Linked DNA regions of Mus musculus: region 1 is linked to region 2. The links are chromatin contacts, found by Hi-C or POLR2A ChIA-PET in ENCODE. All regions are on one chromosome and are shown on one strand. Each heading gives the region's core, a stretch centred on a gene start or an enhancer-like site at or near the end of the contact. The rest is flanking DNA. Distances are from core to core; before and after follow the strand shown.

Evidence for each region. Hi-C counts contacts between places; a loop is a spot of excess contacts on that map. ChIA-PET counts read pairs that join two places held with the same protein, here RNA polymerase II (POLR2A).
Region 1: a loop to region 2 is called in a map of heart, with 2.2 times the contacts of the local background. The contact joins the promoter of Wnt5a here to the enhancer-like site in region 2. A Hi-C loop is called at or near these places in 1 of 37 maps with a recorded cell type or tissue (heart). POLR2A ChIA-PET finds 5 or more read pairs at or near these places in 2 of 5 experiments (Patski and embryonic stem cell).

Annotation. Positions count from the first base shown.
Region 1 is chr14:28,503,300-28,509,088 of GRCm38, reverse strand. It overlaps Wnt5a (wingless-type MMTV integration site family, member 5A), which reads right to left and starts at 3,616. Exons shown (of 5, transcript NM_009524.4): 1 at 2,975-3,616. The coding sequence starts at 2,980.
Region 2 is chr14:28,415,224-28,421,351 of GRCm38, reverse strand. All of the region lies in intron 19 of Erc2 (ELKS/RAB6-interacting/CAST family member 2), which reads right to left. Among named protein-coding and RNA genes, the nearest start is that of Gm52097, 36 kb to the right of the region's middle. Within about 2 kb of position 4,156, at least 1 of the 3 ENCODE cell types and tissues checked has a DNase peak (open chromatin) inside an H3K27ac peak, as active enhancers do; it is heart, where a contact is called at or near this core.

The DNA.
Region 1 (5,789 bases), core at 2,367-4,866, 88 kb before region 2:
GCTGAATCTCGATGCTGCTGCTTCCCCATAAAGGAAACCTCAAAGCTTTCAGGGTGGACTAGGTGAGAGGTGCAGGCTGCAGCGCTGATCTAAGGTGCCAACACGAAAGAGAGGGAAGTTGGTGGAAAAGACTATTTCCTCGGTCTACATAGCTACAGGACACACATAAAAGTGCTCAGCTCCCAACTAGAGCGGCTAGGCACAGAGTCTTTTTCCAGGGTCAGGGGCGGGAAGTAGGGGGCAGTGGCCCTACTTCCCAGTTGGGTCATTTCCTTCTGCTAGATTCTACATTTAGGGCCCACGTCTGAGAGTGGAAATGATGAGAGATGCCAACTAGGCGGAAGAGAGTGACCCAGGCTCCCAGTGGCGAAAAGGAAGATGGGAAACTCCCAGATCTCTGTTCTTGAAGAGATGGAAATTGAACAGTGTTCTCCAGTCTGCTCTTTCTCTGAACCAAGAAGACCGATGGAGAAACTTGAGGGAGAAGAACTCTGTCGCTGGAACAAACTTGGTTCTCCGGCTTCAAGAATGGCAGAGAGAAGACAATGAAGAAATGACCAATGTCTGCTTAAGGGGGAGTAGACAAAAGAAGCGTTGCTCCCCATCTTTAGGGCCTGGGCCCAGCTGAGCTGTACCTGTCCCACTTCATGAATACACGTGGTCAGAGCACATGCAGCAGGCAGAAATAGCCAGTGAGATAAGCCAGAGGTTGTCTGGAGCTGCAGTCAGGGTAAGGAACCTGAAAAATTCCCGAGTGACCCAGAATTGCCAGGAGATCGGAGAACAGTAATAGTCCAGGAGATAAACTTCGGCTCTTTTCCTAAGCTTCAGCGATGTTCCCCCAGGGTTCTCAAGGACCCACACACAATTACCTCGAGTAACTGAGCACAGAGTCATTTGTCTAAAACAGTTGTGTAGCCCCAAGAGAGAGTGAGAAATCAAAGATCGGTTCACTCCCAATCTTTACAGGGGATTTTTTTTTTTACAGACGAAGTTCATAAATGAAAACAAAATCACTGTTTTTGTTTCTGTGTTTAATGGATGAAGAAGCAGAGGCTGAGAGAGGGAAACACAACAAGCATCCAGGACCACAGAAAGAATTGGTGAGACAACCAGGGCCACACCCGAGGCCTTGTACTGTGACACTCCCTCACCAGTGACCAGAAGGGTCGAAATCCTTAGTCCAAATTGCCCAAGGCCTCATTGCTGGGTTACACCTATGGCTCTTTTCTATTTGAAGCTCGGGGTAACACAGATTGTCCCCTGGCGGAGACCTTAGAAGGGTCTTGGTGGGAAGAGTGGGGCTGAGTTGTCTCCAGGGGTGCAAAGTTGAAGGACTGGGACTCAGAGAGGCCTTATTTCCAGATGGCCAACAGGGGGCAGCCGGCACCGCGCGGCCGGTTAGAAAGGCCGCGTTAAAGCTCAAGAGTTTTGCCGGCACGTAGCGCGCCCCTTGTGCACAGGAGCGCTTTGGAAGGGAAGACCAGGGTCTTGGGCTGGACCTCCTTTGGAGGATCTAGGGCCGAACCGCCAAGACTAAAGCCAGCTTGTCAAAAACTGATCTCCAGCTCCCCAAGTCCCCAAAGCAAAGCAAGGGTCCCAACGCGTCCTCTCATACCCTACTTTCCGCCATTCCTCAATTGCTGGGTACTTACAACATTGTCTCCTCCAAATCCCCCCCCCCCCCGCAAAGCCTCGCCTGATGGAAAATGTCTTGAAATTAAATCTGGCTAGGTGTGCTAATATCGTCAAGACAGCAGATGCTGAGGAGGTACGACCTCATCACCCGACCCAAGTTATTTCCCAGGAGCGAATTGTTCATTTAAAGTGAGACCACGGAGCTGTGGCTCGGACAGGGCATAGAGGGTAAAACAGGGCCTTAGAAGCACCGGGGTTTAAAACCCTTTCTTTGAAGAAAGAACGTTGTTTGCTTTTAGGAAACAGCTTCGTACCGATCTTCACCTTACTCCCTACTAGAAAGCTGGAAATGAGAGGTATGAAGTATAAATGGAAATTGTTATCGAGGCGTGGAGGATAACCGAAGGAAAAGTTGTTTGGAAAATTGCTAGTTATATTTCAAGACGAAACGTTAACTTTTTTGTAAAAGTGAACTCTCGGTGACCCTCAGAGTGTGTGACTCGGCTTTAACATACAACTGACAATTAAAACAAACACGAGTTCACAAACTAACCCCCGCCCGATCTCGAAACGCAGAGGCCCTAGAGTCTCCAAAGCACTAGGTTGACTCCGCTCAGGGGGCAGGATTAAAGCCACTAGGACCACTACTCCCCGCCCCCAATGCTGCAGTAAAGGACCTGAGCTCACCCAGAGGCCGCTAATAAAGCTAATAACGCGACCCTGCTCCCCGCGCGGGGTGCGCTCTGGCCCCCCGCCAGGCACTCTTAAAGGCACAGGGGCCGGGAACGCTCGGGTTACTCGACCTGGAGAGCCGGGAACTGGGCCCTGATCGGAGGTTGGGGGTGGGGTGTGCGTTGCTCTAGGGTAGGTGGCCCCTAGTTTCCTTAGTCTCGCAGCCGTTTCTCCTAACACAGTCCTCATCCGGCCTCAGAGCTTCAGCCACACAATCTCCGCGTGCCGGTGAAATGAGCGTTTGATATATACTTGATGAATCGAATCATTATCCAGTCACTGAAATACACGTAGTAAAACTACACTCCAGTTCTCGAGGTAAAAAGGCGCGCCGCCTGTGACCCGAACTGTCTTTCCTGCCCTCGCTCTTCTCCATAGTTGAAAAGGTTTGAAGAATAGCCGGTGCAAAAAGTCTCCAAGGACGCAGAGGCAGTGTCCCCAGGGTAAGGGACGAAAAGATAGGAGTCCCTGCCGGCGATATTGGAGTTTAGCTTTCTCCAGGCAGTTAGAGAAATGGAGAGGATAGGGATAGATTGAAAGAGTTCAGTTAACTTTGAAAAGGGGGGGAAAAAGTAGGGAGCGTCCGTGCGCACAGAACACTTACCTTCATGGCGAGGGGGAGGGGGCACGGAGAGGAAGTCGCCACCCGAGCGAAGGCGGCCGAGGAATTCAAGCGAAGCGTCGGGGTTAAGCCTTGGGGGACAATCCAAAGCAGGGCTGCGGAGTCCTCCTGGGCGCGTCGGGTGGGCGCAGCGACCCGGAGCGGAAGCGAGCACTGGCGCCCGGACTCGGGCAGAGGAGTTGGTATAGCGTGGAAATGTGCCCAGGAACCGAGAGGGCGCCGGCGCGCGCGGGCGAGCAGCAAGCGCAGGGCCGAGCGGGGACACAGTGCAGGAGCCGCGGGTCCGACGAGGGCGCGCAGGCGACTGTTCCGCGGCGAGGCGCTCCCTCTCTAACGTCCATCAGCGACGGCGGTAATTAGGGCTTTCCAACCCCAAATGTGGGCGTGATTGTGCAAAAGACTTTACAACAAATAATAAAAAAAATTCTTCACAAGAAGGTGAAAAAAAATGCCCCACTACTCAACTGTGGCCCGAGGCGGGGAAGGAGGGGGGGCAATCCCTGTGCCCAAGATGCCCCCAGTTCATTCACACCACGAATTCTGCAGACTCCAGGCGGCTCACGCCTCCTGATTGTCAGCTCCTCCTCTCTGGGTCTGTGGCCGAAACGTCTGCTTCCAGGGACTGCTCCTGCAGCTGAGTTAGCTAGTGAACCTCTGTGTACACACAGACACACACCCAAACACACACACATACACACACACAAACGCACACACACGCAGACACAGAGACACGCGCTCACACACACACACAGACACACACACACACACACAGAGCAGCAGCAGCGGCGGCGGCTATGGGACCACAGAACAATCAGGCACGCATGGTTTTTTCTCCGGGAGATGCCGCTGAAATCGCACAAGTCGCCATCAGAGCTGCAAGAGTCAGCGCCAAATTTTGTCCTTTCATTTTAGAGTCTGGCAAAAACCAGGCGCAAAGAAAATGGGTTCAAGGCAGCCCTGAACTTTCTGCCGCTTGGTGGCTTGAGCGGTTGATGGACAGCTAGCCTGTGGGGGAACGTTGGCTTCCCCCTTCTGGTCCCCTTCTTTCTTTCTTCCTTTCTTCGGGTTAACCTTCTTCTTTCCACCCCCCCGCCTTTCCAGAGAGAACAGAGCGAGAGGACGGAGGGCGCAGAGCTCCGCGGTGGCGACTCAACTCCAGAGGTCCATGGCGGCCGAGGCTGCCCACCTCCTCGGTCGCGGCCGGGGTCCGAGGGGCGGTCGTGGGGCCCGGCGGAGGCCGCGGAAGGAGATGGCAATGCAGCGGCCGCACAATCCGGACTCCGGACGGCGGAGGCGGTGCCTCGGAGCCTGCAGCAACTTTCCAAGCGATGCGGTGCCCCACAGACTGACTGGCCCAGCGAGGGGACCGCGTGCCCCCCACCCCCGGCCCTCCTGACCAGCTCCCTCACTTTCGCCCTCCCTCTCTCCAGACTCCTCTTTCCCTTGGTGTTCTCAGCGAAAAAAAAATATTTTTAAAGTTGCAGAACCAAACACGGCTGGAGAGGCAAAGGGGGGTGGGGGGGGGAGAGAAAAAAAAAGTCAACTTTGCCTATGCGCATGCGTGATGAGGCTGTCCTATGACAAACTTCTCAGGATTTTAAAGCTGTACTACGGGACAGGGTGCCTGGAGGCGGGGTACGCTCCCCCTTGGGCCCCCTCCTCAAGGCTCCCCATCCCCCAGGCATCTGTATAACGAGGTTCATTTCACTGCTGTTGCCTGCCTGCCTCCTGATCGGCTCAGCTTCTTCCAAAGCCGTCGACCCGTTTGGGGGTCTGAACCTCAACTTTCCGATCCGGACCCCTTGGCTCAACTGTCCCCAACTGCATTTACTGGCACCTCTACAGAAAGGACCTCACTGACATGGATCCTGGTTGGGTTGGGATGTCTCCTTGCGCCCTGGGCTTAAAGCCCGGGCTTGGAGGGTAGAGTGGGCTCGTGCATCTTGCAAAGTCCCTGGTGTCAGAGGTTTGCTAGACAGGACTGTTCCTCACCCCAACGTGGCCAGGCAAGAGTAGAGGTCATGCTGCCGATATGGATCTAGGTGGTGGCTCTCAGGGTGAGAAGACTGTGAAGTTTAGGTGAACCGGGGATCCAGACTCCAGAACTTCTAGACACCTCTAGATAGCTGAAATTGTTAGGACTTCGATTGGATAGAGTGGATGGATAAGCACCACCCTATCCTCCGGTATGCCACAGGTGGCATGCTCAAACAATGTCTCATGGGTTAGTGCAATTCTTTTCTCCATCTTTCCCATCTTCCAACGTTCAAGGGTAGAAGGTAAACACACACACAGACACACACAGACACACACACACACACCACTACACACACTACAAACACACACTGCCACTCCCCACCCCCTACATACCACATACACCCTACACACATACATGTACACATACCACATACACACTACACACACACAACACCACACATGTACCATACCACACACACACATACCACACACATATTAAACACACACACACACACACACTCCACTCACTCACCAGAGTCAGTTGTCTTCATCCACTGGCTTGCCTTTGACAGTTTGTGTTTGCTACCCTGTGCCTTACCCCATGCCCAGCAGCGCGCCCTAGAGCATGCATAAGCCACAAGTTCAGCTCCATGGATGTGACTGTTCCTCCACTGACCCAGCCACATGTGTCCCCACTGACTGACAGCCTCCCATCACTGCACCCCTGGTGTTTTTGCTGGAAGTGTAAACTGGGACAGATGGATGGATTCAGGCCATCCCCACTGGACTTCCTTTGCTAAGGATGCTTGTAGTCTCTAGG
Region 2 (6,128 bases), core at 2,907-5,406:
GGAACTCATGTGGTGGGAAATGTGTTACACAGCAACCAGAAGTCAGCCAGCATCCCAGAATACAAAGGTCTTACCCTGACCTCCTGACTGTCACCAGACCAGAGTTTCTTATAACTGTGTCCTTTAAAGATAGTGGCAATATTTTTCATGCAACCAGACTGGCCTTGAACTCATAGAAACCCACCAATATCTTCCTCCTGAGGGCTGCATTAAAGGTCTGCACCACCATAAAAAAACTGTGTGTGTGTGTGTGTGTGTGTGTGTGTGTGTGTGTGTGTGTGTGTATCTCCTGACTAGTCTCAAATAAGCCAGAGAAGTCTCATCAAAATGATGTTAGTTGGTGGCAAAAATCTGCTTGCCTCTTTAAATAACTTTTACAGTGCCGCTCACTTTCTCGAGGCCATGGACGCTGGTGACATCTGGCCGTGGCTCCCCGCTTAGCTCACTCAGCACCGCCATTCTGTCTGTGCTCACTATATTCTTCTTAGGTGGCAGAAGCATACAGCAGCTATGCTTTCACCTCAGGGCCTTTGCAGGCACTGCTTCTCACGGCCTAGAACGTTCTTTCTCCAGATACTAGTGAGGCTTGCCATACTACCTCTGCCTTAGCGACTGGCGGTCCAGAGTGGCAGGTGACGGCTCAGCTGGTAAAGGCTGACTGAGGAAAAGGTGAGTGGGTGAGGCTACAGGCTATTCAATTGTGGCAGGCAGCAGTGGCACAGGGTATCCAGCCAATTGGGTAGAACACAGCACTGCTAATCCCTGTGACAACCTGAATAGCCAGAGAAAGGTGTAGACCTTAGCTTTCTGTATCTTTTTTTTTTTTAAGAGTTACTTACTTATTTATTATATGTAAGCTATCTTCAGACACACCAGAAGAGGACATCAGATCTCATTACAGATGGTTGTGAGCCACCATGTGGTTGCTGGGATTTGAACTCAGGACCTTTGGAAGAGCAGTCAGTGCTCTTAATTGCTGAGCCATCTCTCCAGCCCAGCTTTCTGTATCTTGAAAAAGAAAAAAAATATCTTTTTTTTTTTTTTGAAATAGAAAAGACCCATAATGGATAACCAGGCTGTGGCTGGCAGATATCCCCTTTCCTGACTACTGCTCTTAACAGGAATGTTGCTGTGTTGGTAATTTTATGAATCCCAGAATCTCCATTCATCCTCTTGACAAACTGTTACCAAGTATCTGCTGTGTGCCAGGTACCTAGCAAACGAGATCTTTGTCCATGAGGGTTGACCGACAGTGAACAAGGTAAATATGTAGTCTCTCTGGTGTGTGTGCATGCATGTGTGCTCATACCTGTAAAGTGATATGAGAACAGGAGAGGGGAGCTGAGAATGGGGGCTCTGGAATGTGGCTAGAGTGAGATTTGCCACTAGAGAAGGCTGCAGATGCAGGAAGATGAGGGTAAGCCGTCCATCACCTGTGGTCCAGGAGGCAGAGAGAGCACTACTGTACTGACCCAGGGGCACTGTGGGTGCTGCTCATGAAGGGAACACTACTTTTCATCCTTTTAGATGGGTAAACATGGAGTGGGAGGTTCCGTTTTCCTCACCATTTAGTTCTCTCTCCAGGGAATGTCTGAGGGGAGAAGCTAACAGTAGCCTCTGGACTCACTTCCAGGAAATCTCACACAAACTTCATATTCATTCTCCTTTTGTGAGAGCAGGTGCTCTTGTCTCCGAGTGGAGCAAGCCACAATTCCCCGGCTTACCAGGTCAAGCAGACACTTGCAAAGGCCATATTTGGTAGAAACAGAGGATTAAGAATTCTTCCACGAATATCTTGGACTACATCTAAAGAAAGAATTCGAGTTCCTTTCCATAGGATGATCATTGGTGGCTGAAAAGGCTGCAGAGGGAGCTGGGTGCCTGTGCAGAGGGGAAGGGATGGAGCGCACGGGGCTCTGCCAACAAGGGGGGGGGGGAGATACGAGCCAGATGGGTGTGGAAATACTTCTCTTTGAGGATATTCTTTGTACCAATTACTCTTCAAAGATATCACGTTAGCATTTTTGGCACAACTTGACAATTAAATTAGATGAATGATTTTCGATGTTTTTGCATCTGCTGCGCCTGAACCTCTCCTTGAGCTAACATTTTCAGCCCGTCACACACATTTTTTAAAACTTTGGCAAATCATATAAACATTGATTTCAATTAGGCAAAGAATTTAAAAACATTTCACTATTCATCTTTTTCAAAAAAATTGACACGACATGTAATGAATTGGGCTTGATTATCATTCTCTAGTGGCCTTAGTTTGGGGGGACAGAAAGAGACAGACAATCAGCAAGCCTCCTGGGGGATGCTTCTCATGGTGGCTCCATCTCTTGCATGCAGAGAACCATCTTTTTCCTCCCGAGGACTAATGCCCATCTCCACCCCCTCATCCGCCCCCTCCCCTATTTAATTTACTCCTGCCAGAGGGATTTCCTCCAGGTACTCTGTTCCCATGTGGCAGCGGGGAGGAAGGGCAGTAGATGAAGGCTGGGACAGACCCCACGAAGGAACCCAGTTGAGAGTGTGGTCAGAAGCAAAGTCCCAGTCTTTTCTTATCTTGCAGTTACAGCTTTCCTTACTTGCTCATGCCGAAACCAAGCTTGATTTTCATAATGAGTTCCAGATGGTTTCCAAATGGTCTGGGACCAGAAGGTGAGTGCAGAAGGTGGCACAGGGCTGCTGATGCTGAGAGGGGCAGGGGCAGCCATTATGGGGCCCTGCGTTCAAAGGTTTCAAAGGGCTCTGCCAATACCATGCTCTAACTCCAGGGCAGAACAGATGGTCTATGGTCAGATAAGCCACCAGGCCTTGAAGGTGATTAGGAAGTTCAAGGAAACTTCCAGACCTTGGTGCTTTCCTTTCTTCTCTGCCCTTTCTCCACGCTGGCCTTTCCCCTTGCATGAACCTGATAATTGCTTTGTGTTCCTCATACTTTTGACGTGCTCCAGCTCTGAATTCACGGAGTCAACTTTAACCAGCATCAGTAATGGGAAAAGATGCTCTGATCTCCATCCCCACTTATAGCTGTAGGCTTTTCTCGAATCACCAGGGATAACTGTTCCCCCTTTCCAGTTTGATCCCTCAGCACAGTTGAAAATACTCGGCAGTTTGCTGTTTCCTTCCTTGCTGAGAGGAAAGCTTTTTGACACAGGGATCTGGTGGGTTTCGTGTACTAAGGACTCAGGGTCTAGCTTTATTATATACCTTTCTATTTGGATGCTATAGCATCTGAGGCTTCAATGGCTGGAGAAACTGTGCCTTAAGGGATAAACATTTCCTAGAGATTGACTTGGGACAATCCGGCCTCAGGGGTTACCTTTTACTGTTAAGCAATCCATGCACAGCCCATACCTAAGACATTTCTTTTGTGGGGAAGGGGCTATGTGGGGATCTTACACCCAGAACAATCTTTCCCTCTCCCAGTGACCTTGGACCAGGTACTAGATAGCTAGAAGAGTCTCTCTGCCTGGAGAAGCCATGAAACTATTCCAATGAGTTAATCCCTGGCTTGGCTTGCCTGCCCCACAGAAACCACTACAAAGGTTCTTGCCATGTTTTTCCTGGCTCCCTCTGCTTTCTGATCACTGGCCCTTCCCAGGTGGCCTCTGTACCCCATGCTGAGGCTCCTCCTTTTGGGACTTTGAAGAACAAAGTATCTTTTCAGTGGTCCTTGTTGTCTTCTGGTATGCTGGCCTCAGCACATCTGAATAATAATAAAATCCACAAACTGAACCTCTACCACCACTACTACACACATAGTAGGCCCTCAGTTAATAACCTCCATGGCTTGAGAATTGAGAGGCCTATCCCTCACACACACAATTCCACAGCAGCATCCTGGCTATTGTTTTCCCCAGGTCTCTTCCTTTCCCAAGAGAGAATGTCAACAGCTGGCCACCCAGTAGGTGGAAATTCAGGTGGTCCCTCTCTAACCCCGGGGAACACTGATCTTCCAGCCGCTGTCGCCAGCGGGGTGTGCAACCCAGGAAGGCGAGACTGATGGAGCTGCTGAAGGGAGGTGGCACTGGGACACTGAAGGGCTTTTCCTCACTGCCTGTCACTGTGAGACATTCCAGCTCAGAAGAACAAAGACCACAGCCAGGGAGCCTAGCCTTTTATGGCTCAGTCCTGGCACTGCTTCAGAAATGACTTGGAGGGTGGGGAGGCCAGGCAGGTTTTGTCACCCATTCGTAGGGACCTGGGCCTCTGGTCCGAGGAGGGTGAGTGAGGTGTTCACACAGAGCCAGCAAGAGGCTGGGTACCTGAAGTAAGGATTCGATTGCTGAGGGAACATGGCTTTCCTCAGGTCTGTCCCTCCACTGCCCTGCAGGCATCAGAGAGAAAAGGTTGAAGCAACCCCATGCTTAAATTACTCCCTTGGCTAGTTTCTGACACTTGGGTTGAGGTATTTGGAATCATCTAGAAAACAATAAACCCAGCCATCATTCCACACCGGCTGCCACGAGGAATATTGTGTGTGCTACAACCAGTGCCAACAGCCCTGTAGCGGAGTCGCCATCCTCCTTACTAAGACAGCAGCATGGAATCTGACGGGGTGAAATGACTTGCCTAAACTCCCTCAGTGGAGGGTGAGTTGGGTTTAAATATCTGCTTTCTAACTTTAAAAGCCCATCCATTACCCCCCACAAATGTCCTGTTAAGTGTTCCAAAGATGAACTGGGGGTCTCTGCTTCCCTCGTTATAGTGAGGTGTCTGACCCTGGGGGCCTCCTCAGCTCTGTTTTTTCAGCTCAAACAGCATCAAAATCGCAAGCTTCCCCCAGAAGCTAAGAAAACCATAGGACCTATGAAAATTCCTTTTATATTTAGACGGTATGACTTTGATCACATTGATTAACTTCTCTGAAGCTCACAAAAGGGAACAAACAGTCCCTGAAGCAGGCTGGACTGACAGACACCAGCTGACTGCCAAATAAAGCCCCACTTCTGTCCGTACATTCTCTACCTGAATCATTTCTTCTCCACTGATCCCCTTATCCCAAAGTGAAGACTTTGGGGGCATTATAGAATCACAGGATACGGCATGGTGAGGAACAGGTTTGAGCCTCAGACAGACCCACACTTATCTCTACTGCTTGTTAGCTATAAGTAACTCCTTTTCTCTGGGCCTCAGTTGGCTCATCTGTCAAATGGGCACTGGTGTTACTATGGCTGCATGGACAGGACTACCAGAGAACTGCCTGAGAGGAGGCTTTCTGCACAGAGCTGGGCAATAGCAGGCACTCAATAAATGTCAGCCATTAAGATACTCGTCTAACTTTACGATTCACTCAATTCCTCGCATGCCTCTGCATCTGGAAGGATGCAGTGAAGAGCAACAGATGCTCGAGAGTCAGGACACGGGGGCTGCAGGATGGGCCCAGCAGCAATGTCACAGCCTGCTGGAGGCATGCATGAGCGGGGTGGAAGGGTAGTCGGAAGACCCACAGGTCCTCCCCATGTGGTCTTTATTCTTTTTATTAGTCCTTCCTCCATGTATCTAGCCTCGATCTGTCTTCCTCCTTGACAGGGAAGAAGGTTTCCCTTACCAGTCAGCTTGCTGGACTTTCCTGAGCCCTCAGTTCCTGTCTTGCTTTGTACCTGAGTGTCACCATGCAAGGAGAGAGAGCATTCTGGTATACACCACAGTCGAAGTAATGGGTCTGTCAACAAGCTTTTGGCAGTGAGGAAGGCCCACGGTTTCCTTACTCCTGGGTGGTCTGACTTGACTTCTCCACTGCTCTGAAAGGAGAAGGCAGCTAACTTTTGATCAGTGTGTTCAATGAACCATTCATTGTCAACAGCAGAGGCCTACTAATTAATACAAGGGGCATATTAGAAATGGGGGGATATACTCATTTATATTGGCATTTGGGCCTAGGCTAGACACTGCCTCGTTAACAATAATGATTGCTGCTGTGATGGGCAGCTCCTTACAGTTCTTCTTACACAGGCCAAGGACTGCGCATGTATTTCTCCCAACCGTAGAAGAACTCTCAAGAGTCAGATATTCCCATCTAACTGATGCAGAGATATTCAACTGTCAAGCAAAACTGACTAACTGGGAGCGACATAGCTCTATGGTATGTGGATCTAAACTGCCCAATACCTCAAGCT